Regions from separate parts of the Mus musculus genome. Here region 1 is linked to region 2. Evidence: chromatin loops called from intact Hi-C (ENCODE). Cell type or tissue: heart. All regions are shown on one strand. Each heading gives the region's core, and the rest is flanking DNA. Links, peaks and the distances in the headings are about the cores only. Region 1 holds the start of Top2b (topoisomerase (DNA) II beta). Region 2 overlaps Lrrc3b (leucine rich repeat containing 3B).

Region 1 (5,379 bases), core at 122-5,121, 1.0 Mb before region 2:
ACCTGGCAAGTTACACTGTAAAGTATCTTCTCGAGGCCCTGCAAATGCTGAAACTGTTTTTCTGCTCTTCATAGAAACATCCTTTTTATAAACAACACTTGTCGATAGAAACGACTGCTACCCCAGCCTCATCGAAACCTCAACCAAACAAAGAAAACAAGGAACAAAAATGCCAACCAATACCAAAGTTCCTTAGTGTGTTCAAAAGGCGGGGAACTAGGATCCTCTGGAAGGGATGTGTTAAAGTCCCTGAAATGTGTAAATTTTCTGTCCAAGCTGCTGGCCTCATCTACTAAGTCCGGTGTTTTGTTTGGGAAATGACCCTGGTCTGAACTCAGTGCTGAGTAAGTGAAATGCTGGAGTTATCGATCTGTCCTGGGAGCCGCGTTCCAACTGCTCCCGCTGCACTTGCTAAGTCCACCTCCCTCCAGGAACTGAGCTCTGCAATCCTCCAAGTTCAGGCTTAAGCACCCCCTCACCTCCGAGGGACACCCCTGGGCCCCCACACGGTGTACACGGGAGGCTGACGTAAGTAAACTCTTCTTTTAATCCCGCGGGCGGTCTCTAGCCTGCTGTCAAAGTCGTCCCAAATACCCTCTCTGCGGAATGAGCCTTTTCTGGGGAGGCGCAACCCGCAGTGACCATTCAAGTGCACATTCCTCTGGGACAGGCCGCCGGAAGCCGTAGCATACCGGGCACTATTTTCTGGTGCTGCACTTATGGAGGGTTGGCCCGGAGGCTCGCATTATCGCGGTCCCCCCACTCTCGGTGTGCACCCTGAAGTTTCCGGTGAGCATTGTTCAGCAGCCTGAGCCTTGGTGGAGGCGAAAGCAGAGAGAAAGGGCACACGGGGCTAGGCCCCGACTGCAGCCTGACAGGGCGCCCGCCGCACCACGCTCTCACCCCGCCCGCGTCGCCCGCGGCCCACGAACAATGCGCCCGCCCGCGCCGCACTCACCACCCAGGTCAGCGCCCCGTCAGAGCCCGCGAGGCTGGACTTGGCCATGGCAGCGCCTCCCGTGCAGGCCAGGGGCTGCTCGCGCTCCGGGGACGCCGGGCCCGCCGCTCGCACTGACCGCTGCGCGCAGCACTCCTAGCCGCGCCCCATCGCGGGCCCGAGCCGCTGAGGAGGCCGCGCTGCCCGCCGCCCTCAAACTCGAGCGCGGCGCCCGGGCCTACAGAGTGGTCGAGGACTAGGAAGGGCTGGCGATGCGGCGCGGCCTTCCGGGACCCACGCGGGCGATTGGGATCGCGGATGAGGGACGAGGTTGAAGCGGGCCGGCTAGGACTCGCGAGCCAGAGCCCTGACAGGAATGAGCCGCTGCTTCTCCTCAAGCCACCGAAGCCGCAGAGTCCTCGCCGCGGTCGCCGCAGCCTCAAAGGCCGCCACTGCCTCAAAACCGCCCAAGCGGCGTCTGAACCGGTCCTCCGGAGCACAGTCCAAGAGGGACAATAAACAGAGCCGCCGTGGTGGCCTCCCTTTAGTCCGGCATAACACGGCACACACAGGCGCGCTCCGGGAGGGGGAGGGTGCGGTGGTCACCGGCTGTCAGTCAACCATGGATCGTCCAATCACAGCCTTGTCACTACAGTACTTCGACCAATCCCAAAATTTCAGGCCCCTAGGGGGGCGGGACCCGAGGGGAAAACGTCATTGCGGGTAGCAACTGAGAGGCAGACTTGGGTTTTTTGTTTGTGTCTGAGAGAGAGTGTAAGGGAGAGCGAGGCGAGTGAATGGGGTTTCCGTCAGAAGGGAGAGCAGGCGGCTGTCAAGAGTCATTCCGGGGCATCCAAAGGAGCCGGGAGTCCTGGGACAAGGGCTGTGGAAACCTCCGGACTGTGTCCTGCAGACTTGCCGCGAGGCCGCGGGGGGAGCGGGAGCGGGGGGGGGGGGGGGGAGGGTTGGGGGCAGGGAGGCAGGAAGCCCTAGCCGCCCCCAGGGACTGGGCCCCGGAGGGAGCTAGCGAACTGCAGACGGGACCGTGCGCCGCCTAGAGCAGCCGGACCCCGCGCTCAGGCCCCAGGTTGCTGCTGCATCCGCCCGACCCCCGACCGACCGTCTCTCTGCCTTGCCCCTAAACAGGGCAAGCGGTCTTCAGTGCCACCAGTTAGGGAACTTGGGGTGCTAAGAGTGCCCAGAGAACGTTCCCGGGAAGGAATGCGAACGGGTCAGGACTCCCTTTTCTGGCTACAGACCTTTCCTCCCAACAATGCAGACAGGTCCCTGTCACTTCTCAGCTTTCAGGTACACATCATGAAATAGACTTTTTTCGTGTGGAAGCTTTCTAAGAATAAAATTTGCAACGCCAAAGCTTTTGGCAGATGGAAGAGCTCTTGACTTCACCCAGCCTGTAAATGGAATTGCATTCAACAAGTTCTCTTTGGGCATACTCCCAGCCATGCTCTGTCAGGCGTGGCAATGGGTTTAAAGGGACAACAGCCTCCTCCGACGTCAATCTTCCAAGAGTGACTAACAGGAGGACACCACACCGAAGAACTTTACCCAGCTAGAGCTAACAACTTTCTGTGAAAGTATTTCCTTGAGTCTCTCCGGCAGCTGAGTGCTTCCCTTAAGGGAAACTTTGGGGTCACACCTCTCAATCGCTGCTGCATTCTGAATCCAAGTGGGGAGCTCTGAAACACGGAAATCATTTCAATGTAGTTCTTAATTAGCTCTCTGGAGACCGTGGAATTTCAGTTTATTTGGGGATTCTGACTAAGAACACCAAAACCTTTCTTTACTTTGAATCTAGTGTTAAAGCTTATAAAGCGCTAGGCAGGATCTAAGCTGGGCTGCGCCCCTGACTCTAAAGCACCACAGTCATGTTACCAGCTTTCCCAAGTCCATCATCGGGCCTTCTTACCTGGGGACTTATACTCATTTATGTATTGTGACTTTACATCCCTAAGTACCCAAATACTTCATGTTAGAAAACAGATGATTTTAAAGGTTGGGAATTTTACAGATAAATGTATGTATGCTTATATAAAAGCCAAGCTGTCCCTTTCTCTGATTTTGAGAGGTCTTGCTGTAGCTTAGGCTGACCTTGAACCCTTGATCCTTTATCTCAGGCTCCCAATCGCTGGGATTCCACGAATAACCACCATATTCAGCTCTTGTCTTCTTTTTAAAACATCATTTTAAAAACTCTTAAGCTTCAAATTTTGAACCCAAAATCCAAATAGTTAATTAGTAAAATTCATCTCCCTCTGATGCACTGTTTAAAAGTCATTGGCTTTATAAGTGTAAATAAACTTTTCTAATTATTGTTACTAACCTAGGGGCTGGAGAGATGGCTCAGAGGTTAAAAGAACTTGTTCCTCCTCCAGAGGACCCTGGTTCAGTTCCCAATACCCACGTAATAGCTCAAGACTTTTTTGTAACTCTAGTCCAAAGGATCCAATGGCCTCTCTGGCCTTCTTGAGCACAAGGCACACAAATGGTGCACAGATATACACACAGGCAAAACAATTGTATACATAGTTTTTTTTTTTAATTCAGTACACAAAATTAAATGAGCAAATGAATATTTTAAAGCAGACATTTGTGACAATTAGGTAAATCCCAACTGCTGAAAGACTTTTTATAATAAAACCAGTTGCTCAAAATTTGACCACAGAGTTTCCATCAAGAATACTGTTCAGTAAGTGTATCGTAAGCAGAGATCCTGAGTCAGACCCATGCAGGTTCTCTGGCTGTTGGTTCAGTCTCTGTGAATTCCTGTGGGCCCAGGTTAGGTGATCCTGTAGGTTTTCTTGTTGTGTCCCCCTCTTCCCCCTACAACCCTTACCTTATTTCTTCTTGTGGGACACCCAACAGTGGTAGTGGAGGGGGTGTCTCTGACATTTTTGCCTGCTTTTGGGATGATTTTCCTCCTACTGGGTTGCCTCTTCCAGCTTAATATAAGGGGAGGTCCCTGGTCTTATGGTAACTTGATATGCCATGATTGGTTGATATCACTGGGAGGCGTGCTCTTTCCTGAAGGGAAATGGAGGAGGAGTGTTTTGGGGGAAGAGGGGAAATGGAGGAGAAGGACTGGGAAGAGAGAAGGGAGAACAAACTGTGGTCCAGTTGTAATACATGACAGAATAAAAAAGAAAAAAGCAAAGAAAGCTTTCTTTCACTCAAGAACCAAAAATGGTGTTCATTCTCTAACCCAGTAAAGATGTAAAGCATTAAAGCTGAGTGCATTTGTAATTTGTTCTTCTAAATATTAAAAATGGATTTTCTCATATTTCACATTTAGAAATAAGTATATACATTTGCAAAGATATTTGTATTTTCATTGATATACTCATGTCTTTTAAATTATTTCTATTTATAAAGTATTTTTCAAAAAGGAATAATATCAAGTAATTTCAATTTACAGACTTTATAACAATAGCTGTTTCATTAAAAACTATATCAAGATTGGAGATTAGTAGTAGATAGTGGTTGTGGTGGTGGTGATAGTGATGATGATGATGATGATAATGATGGTGGTGGTGGTGATGGTGGTGGTGACAATGATGGTAATGATGGTGGTGGTGGTGGTGATGATGATGAGGATAGTGCCATGTACAACTTAAGAAAGTACACCTACCCTGAGCTATTCCTAGTCTTTTCTTTTTGTTTTGTTTCATTATTTTTACTTTTTACTTTGAGACAGTCTCTCTAAGTTTCCCAAGCTGACCTTGAACATTCTATCCTCCTACCTCAGATTCCACATTAAATGGAATTATAGCCCTGGGCTACCAAGTCTGGCTATATTTGTCCTTGTGTCTTTTAACTACTATATACTCATTGTATATGTATACCTACTACATTTGAAGACAACTTAAATTCAGTAACAAGCATGGCTCATAATGAAAAACTTTTGAAGTCAAATCTATGTCCACAAGTATAAAATATTGTATATATAATATTATATATATGTATATATGAATATGTATATCTATACATATACATACACACATATATATATAAGTTTCTCATTAACAACCATGGAAGTTCAATATCAGTTGTTGCTTTGGGTTTCTGTGTCTTTTGCTTTGACAGTGTTTCACTATGAAGCCAGCAGAACCACTATCTACTACTAATCTCCAATCTTGATATAGTTTTTAATGAAACAGCTATTGTTACAATACTCTGTAAATTAAAATTACTTGATATTATTCCTTTTAAAAATACTTTATGAATAGAAATAATTTGTGGGGAGCCGCCCTCACATTCGCCGTTGCAAGATGGTGCTGACATCCTGTGTTCTAAGTGGTAAACAAATAATCTGCGCATGTGCCAAGGGTAGTTCTCCACTCCATGTGCTCTGCCTTCCCCGTGACGACAACTCGGCCGATGGGCTGCAGCCAATCAGGGAGTGACACGTCCTAGGCGGAGGATAA
Region 2 (5,379 bases), core at 228-5,227:
GATGGAAATTACCTGCCTACCTCACCTTCTTGCCCCTACTTTAGGTGGACTCCTGAGGGCACTTTTTAATTGCCATGCATGTCTCCTCACAGAAAAGCTAATTGCATCTGCTTTCCTTTCCTTTAGGTTCCCAATCAAGGACAGGAATAATGAAGAAGGCTGTGTGCTAGCTGCATCCTTTTGAACCACCCAGGAAGGAAATCCAGAGTGTGGTCAGGGGCAGAACACATGCAACCCTTGGAGTGAATGAGGAATGGACTCGTGATTATGCAGAGGTTGCAGGATGAATCTGGTCGACCTGTGGCTGTCCCGCTCCCTCTCCATGTGTCTCCTCCTCCAAAGCTTTGTACTGATGATACTGTGTTTTCATTCTGCCAGTATGTGTCCCAAGGGCTGCCTTTGCTCTTCCTCTGGAGGGTTAAATGTCACCTGTAGCAATGCAAATCTCAAGGAAATACCCAGAGATCTCCCTCCTGAAACAGTTTTGCTGTATTTGGACTCCAATCAGATCACATCCATCCCCAATGAGATTTTTAAGGACCTCCATCAACTGAGAGTGCTTAACCTGTCCAAAAACGGCATCGAGTTTATTGACGAGCATGCATTCAAAGGAGTAGCAGAAACCCTGCAGACCCTGGACTTGTCTGACAACAGGATTCAAAGTGTGCACAAAAATGCCTTCAATAATCTGAAGGCTAGGGCTAGGATTGCTAACAACCCATGGCATTGTGACTGTACTCTCCAGCAAGTTCTCAGGAGCATGGCATCCAATCATGAGACAGCACACAATGTGATTTGCAAGACATCAGTGTTGGATGAGCACGCTGGGAGACCTTTCCTCAATGCTGCCAATGACGCTGACCTGTGTAACCTCCCTAAAAAGACTACTGACTATGCCATGCTCGTCACTATGTTTGGCTGGTTCACCATGGTGATCTCTTATGTGGTGTACTACGTGAGGCAGAATCAGGAGGATGCCCGGAGACACCTTGAATACTTGAAATCCCTGCCAAGCAGGCAAAAGAAGGCAGATGAGCCTGATGACATTAGCACTGTGGTATAGTAGCCATGCTGGCTGGCACTGGGAAGGGAGCTTCTGTTTGTAGGAAAATAAGTGATTCATTTCCCCCTTCATTGTACACATTTAAAACTTTGTATTTTAGTTTCTTTGGAATCATGCCACTGTTGAACTTTACACAAACAACACTAATAATTTTAGTTTAGGTGATCTCCCCCCCCCCCATTAATTGTGACCTCTGGTTCCTGAGTAACAAACTCTCTGAACATTAGTTAGACCCATCTCACTATTTAATAATGAAATTTATTTTTTTAATTTAAAACTGAATAAAAGCTTAACTTTGAACCATGGAAAACAGTGTGCCTTATTGGTTAAGACACAATATAGTCAGTGCACTTGCACCGAAGTAAAACAGACAGCCCTGTGACGGTAAGACTATCTCATTAAAAGATGATGTGTCATTCGGCCTCATTGCAGTCTGGGGAGCCAGAGCTAAATTGTTGATCAGTTAAGAATCTGCCAGATTTAGCTAGCCAAGATGTTTATACAGATGTATTTCTCGAGGACTTGAGTGTATTAGAATGTCTGCTGGCAAGCATCTACTTTTCTAAACGGGTAGGTCAGACATGCTTCTACTCTGTGATGGATGAAATGGGAAAGTAAACAATGCCATGAATCTTATCCTCCTGCTGGCCTTTTGGTGGGCAGGAGTGTGTGGTGAATCCAGGAAGAGTTAGGCTTGGGAAGGAGGCAAGCACGCCCTCAGCGGACGCTCTGTGTGGGTATCCGGATACTGCTACTGTCCATACCTCTCACCACCAGAGGAAAAAGTGAACACTGGCCGTGCATATAAAACAGAGGTCCAGCCACCAGCCAGGTGTTAGAGCTTGAGTTTGAACTAGGTCTTTTCTGTTTTGTTTTGTTTGGTTTGGTTTGGTTTTTTTCAAGTCAGGGTTTCTCTGTGTAGCCCTGGCTATCCTGGAACTCACTCTGTAGACCAGGCTGGCCTCAAACTCAGAAATTCGCCTGCCTCTGCCTCCCAAGTGCTGGGATTAAAGGCGTGCACCACCATGCCCGGTGTACCAGGTCTTTTCTAAATAGAGGTATTTCATTGATAATCCTTTCAAGTTGGTTTACAAATGCAGAGTTTACATGATTAAAATGACCAACATGAAATTGAATGAATTTTGTTACTATATGCTCCTGCATATCTGCCACACAAAGGAGATAGTCTGACTCAACTATGGGCAGAGATCCTGGAAGCACATTTGACTTCTGTAATGGGGAGTGATGGCCTTGTTTGTTTGTTTGCTTGCTTGCTTGCTTGCTTGCTTGCTTGCTTGCTTGCTTGTTTTAGGATGAATGTGTCAGGTAAGCATGGAGGGTCAAAGCCATGGGAGCATAGGGACAAAGATGTGGAAGTGAAGGTAGAGAGTAAGATACAAGTCCCAACCCTATGGTGACTTCACACTGAAGAATGTCATAATCTGTTATCCCATGCCACTGATGGAACACTTACTATGCATTAGTAGTTTTCTAAGTTATCTTAGTTAATGCTTCGGAAGCTCTATGAGATACTTCTATATAATAGGCCCAGAACCCCAGCAATTTTGGAAAGCATAGCATATGCACAAATATTAAGTTTTGAGAGATTTGAAAATTGTATACGTCTGCACATGACATACACTCTGACATTCATGTCCTGCCATTCTGCCACAGACTCAACTATACAAGGTAGCTGGTTCCTCTGGCACATTGGTTTACAGAAAATTACATGACAATTCCATTTAAAACCAGAGGGGAACTTCTGTGTATAAGGCCCCTCGAGGAAAGAAGCTAGAGTGCCCCAAGTGAGGCACAGGGCCCTATCTAACCTACAAGATACTGTCTTCAGGATGTTAAAACTCAGTTTCATCCCCCTTGAAGGCCGGGAGTGCTGACTGTAACCATAGTCTGTTGAAAGGCCTGCTGAAAAAATCAATAAGACACTCAGAGCAGTGGTCACTGTGTGCTCACACCGTCTTTAGCCATCCCAAGAAGTCTAGCCAAAACACAAAGATAACTCTCAGATGTGAGACTTGGGATGTGGGCCTAGAACTGCTGTATCCAGGGAGACTAAAGTCAGATGGCCTGCATTGCCTTTGGTTTGGAGACAGTTAGACCCATACTGAGGAGACAGCGCCGCCTGGAGGACAATGCTAAAATGCAGTGTAAGTACTAACTGGAAAGAGGCAATAAAGGTTTAGCTCTAACAGTTTTGAAAATTTAACAAAAGTATTGTGTTTATCTGCATGTATGAGTCACATTCATTTTGGAAAATCTTCCAGAGGTGGATAAGATAATCCATTCCAGGTCATTCCTTCCAAAATCATCTTCATGCTCTTAGTAATGAAATGTTATTTTCCTCGTGGCCAATCCATTAGTCCAATAAATTGTCTTATAAAGGAAAGGTCTCTGAGGACTTGGTGAGAAGAGTCACATACTATACTTGAAGTAATGAAAAAGAGTTAAATAACCACACATTTGGTTTGCAATTCCTCATGTAGAATTGAGAGATACCACAGGTTATCAGGAACTTCCCTCCTTGATTTCTCTATGTAGATTGTCAGGTTATAGTGTCGTCGGTACTCCAAAAAGAAAAACACTAATTTACGTGTCCATGAATTGAATAGAGGATTATTAGGTAATAAAAATCAAATAAAACAACTAAAGTAATAGATTACCATGTCAATTTGTGACAGAACAGAAGGGAAATGACCTCATTGCTAGAGCTTACGAATGTCCACCCACTAGGCCAACAGTGTATAGAGGTGATGAGTGAAAGAGTTGCTACCTGAGAACCTGAAGTCTTGACCCTATATCTGTGTCTCATTTCCCACTGCCCTGCAGGAGTTCCTATTCACAGTGAACTACAGGAAGACTTTTTAAATCCACTTCCATATTATTGTCCTAGGCAGAGAGCATCTGAAGTTCTAATACATTAAATAGTAATATTTAAAGTACCTTTTTCCAGTCTGTGATTTCTCTCAACCTCCACCTTTTAAATTAAAAAAAAAATGCCCCTGGAATTTTAATCTAATCTTTGACAATGTGCTTATCTCTCAAGCAAAGCAAATCATAAAACATGCCAACTCAACTAGAACACATTTAAAAGTGATAAAAACTTACATAATGGAAGACAGACCTTCCAGTACTACTTGGACAAATTGTAATCACTCTGTATAGTCTGCAGGGTGAGCAGTGTTCTTTTTCATGTCTGTCTCTGATTCCTCACAGTAATTCTTGCTCTGATATCACCAAGCATACAGCAGTCTAAGTGCCCTGCATTTTTCTTATTGATGTATCTTTTAGACAGTCGGTCTCTCGGCTTACTGGCAGAGGGATGAAATGGAAGACTCTGCTTATCACTGTTCAGCTTCTGAAGGCAGACTTCCTACAGTGTTGCGGTTGAGAGTCCTGGGAAGAGTCTTATCTGCCGAGCTCACAGATACAGAAATTGAAAGCCTTGAAGCTTTGGGGATTCACATCTGTCTTTAAGTTTCCTGTAGGTCGATCTTCAAACTCTTTCCTCCCCAAGGTCCTCCTGCTCATGTTGTTTTGATGAACAACAATAAAAATAAACAATAAAAAGCAAACTAATACAGGGGCAAGCTCAACTCCCACAGGTCTGTTATGAAACAGAACCCAAGAAAGGAAGATCTGTATGCTGCAGTTTGAATTGATCCAGAATGCATTCAAAGACCCATCCAGGATCTACAATATTTTTCTTTTAGCTCAAGAACATTATGTTTTAGTCTTTCAAATCTACTAAATGGACAGAGAGTTCCATTTTTTCAGAGTAGTGACAGTGAAGAGAGAACTCTAATATATTTTGATAATGTATTGATGGAACTTCTTCAGCATCAAAGAAACCAGGAGTTTCTTGCTTTCCCAGCCTCCTCTCTCCTCTCATCCTCTTCTCTCCCTCTCTCTTCCTCTCTATTCTATTTCTCTCCCACTTTCACTCCCTCCTCCTACTTTCCCCTCTCTCAGTTCCTCGCTTCCTTTCTATCTCCATATTTATATTACACAACTGAGTTTCAAAAGCCAGAAAAAGAATTGGTGAGGCACTAGAGAATAATCACATTGAACAACAATTCTGCTCAGTGGTGCCCTAAGTTTGAGACTGGGATTTCTAAGGAAATTCATAATTGTTTTTTAAAGCTGTCCCCAAGTTCAGTGCTAGCAGTGAGTTAATCAACTTCATGATGTATGTCCCTTTCAAGTCTGGCAAATGTTCTGCAACTTATTAGTAAAAAAGAAAAAGGTAAGTGCATTTGTTTTCTTCTTGCACGTATGCAGACACTGAATGACAGCCAGTC

Evidence for each region. Peaks named below come from ENCODE experiments on the same cell type or tissue, not always from the same donor. Only the 100,000 strongest peaks of a DNase experiment are listed, where the experiment ranks them.
Region 1: a loop joins it to region 2, with 2.5 times the contacts of the local background. A loop is called at or near these places in 10 of 42 quality-filtered maps.

The regions. Positions count from the first base shown.
Region 1 is chr14:16,361,306-16,366,684 of GRCm38, reverse strand. Top2b (topoisomerase (DNA) II beta) reads right to left here and starts at 1,479. Exons shown (of 36, transcript NM_009409.2): 1 at 959-1,479. The coding sequence starts at 1,006. In heart, for the core only: a CTCF peak has its summit at 2,004; DNase peaks (open chromatin) are centred at 764, 974, 1,614 and 2,404; H3K4me3 peaks cover 2,899 bases; H3K27ac peaks cover 2,626 bases.
Region 2 is chr14:15,353,509-15,358,887 of GRCm38, reverse strand. Lrrc3b (leucine rich repeat containing 3B) reads left to right here. Exons shown (of 2, transcript NM_146052.4): 2 at 127-1,373. The coding sequence starts at 284. The coding sequence ends at 1,063. Among named protein-coding and RNA genes, the nearest start is that of Gm31577, 34 kb to the right of the region's middle. In heart, for the core only: a CTCF peak has its summit at 3,206 (motif pointing left); a DNase peak (open chromatin) is centred at 3,157.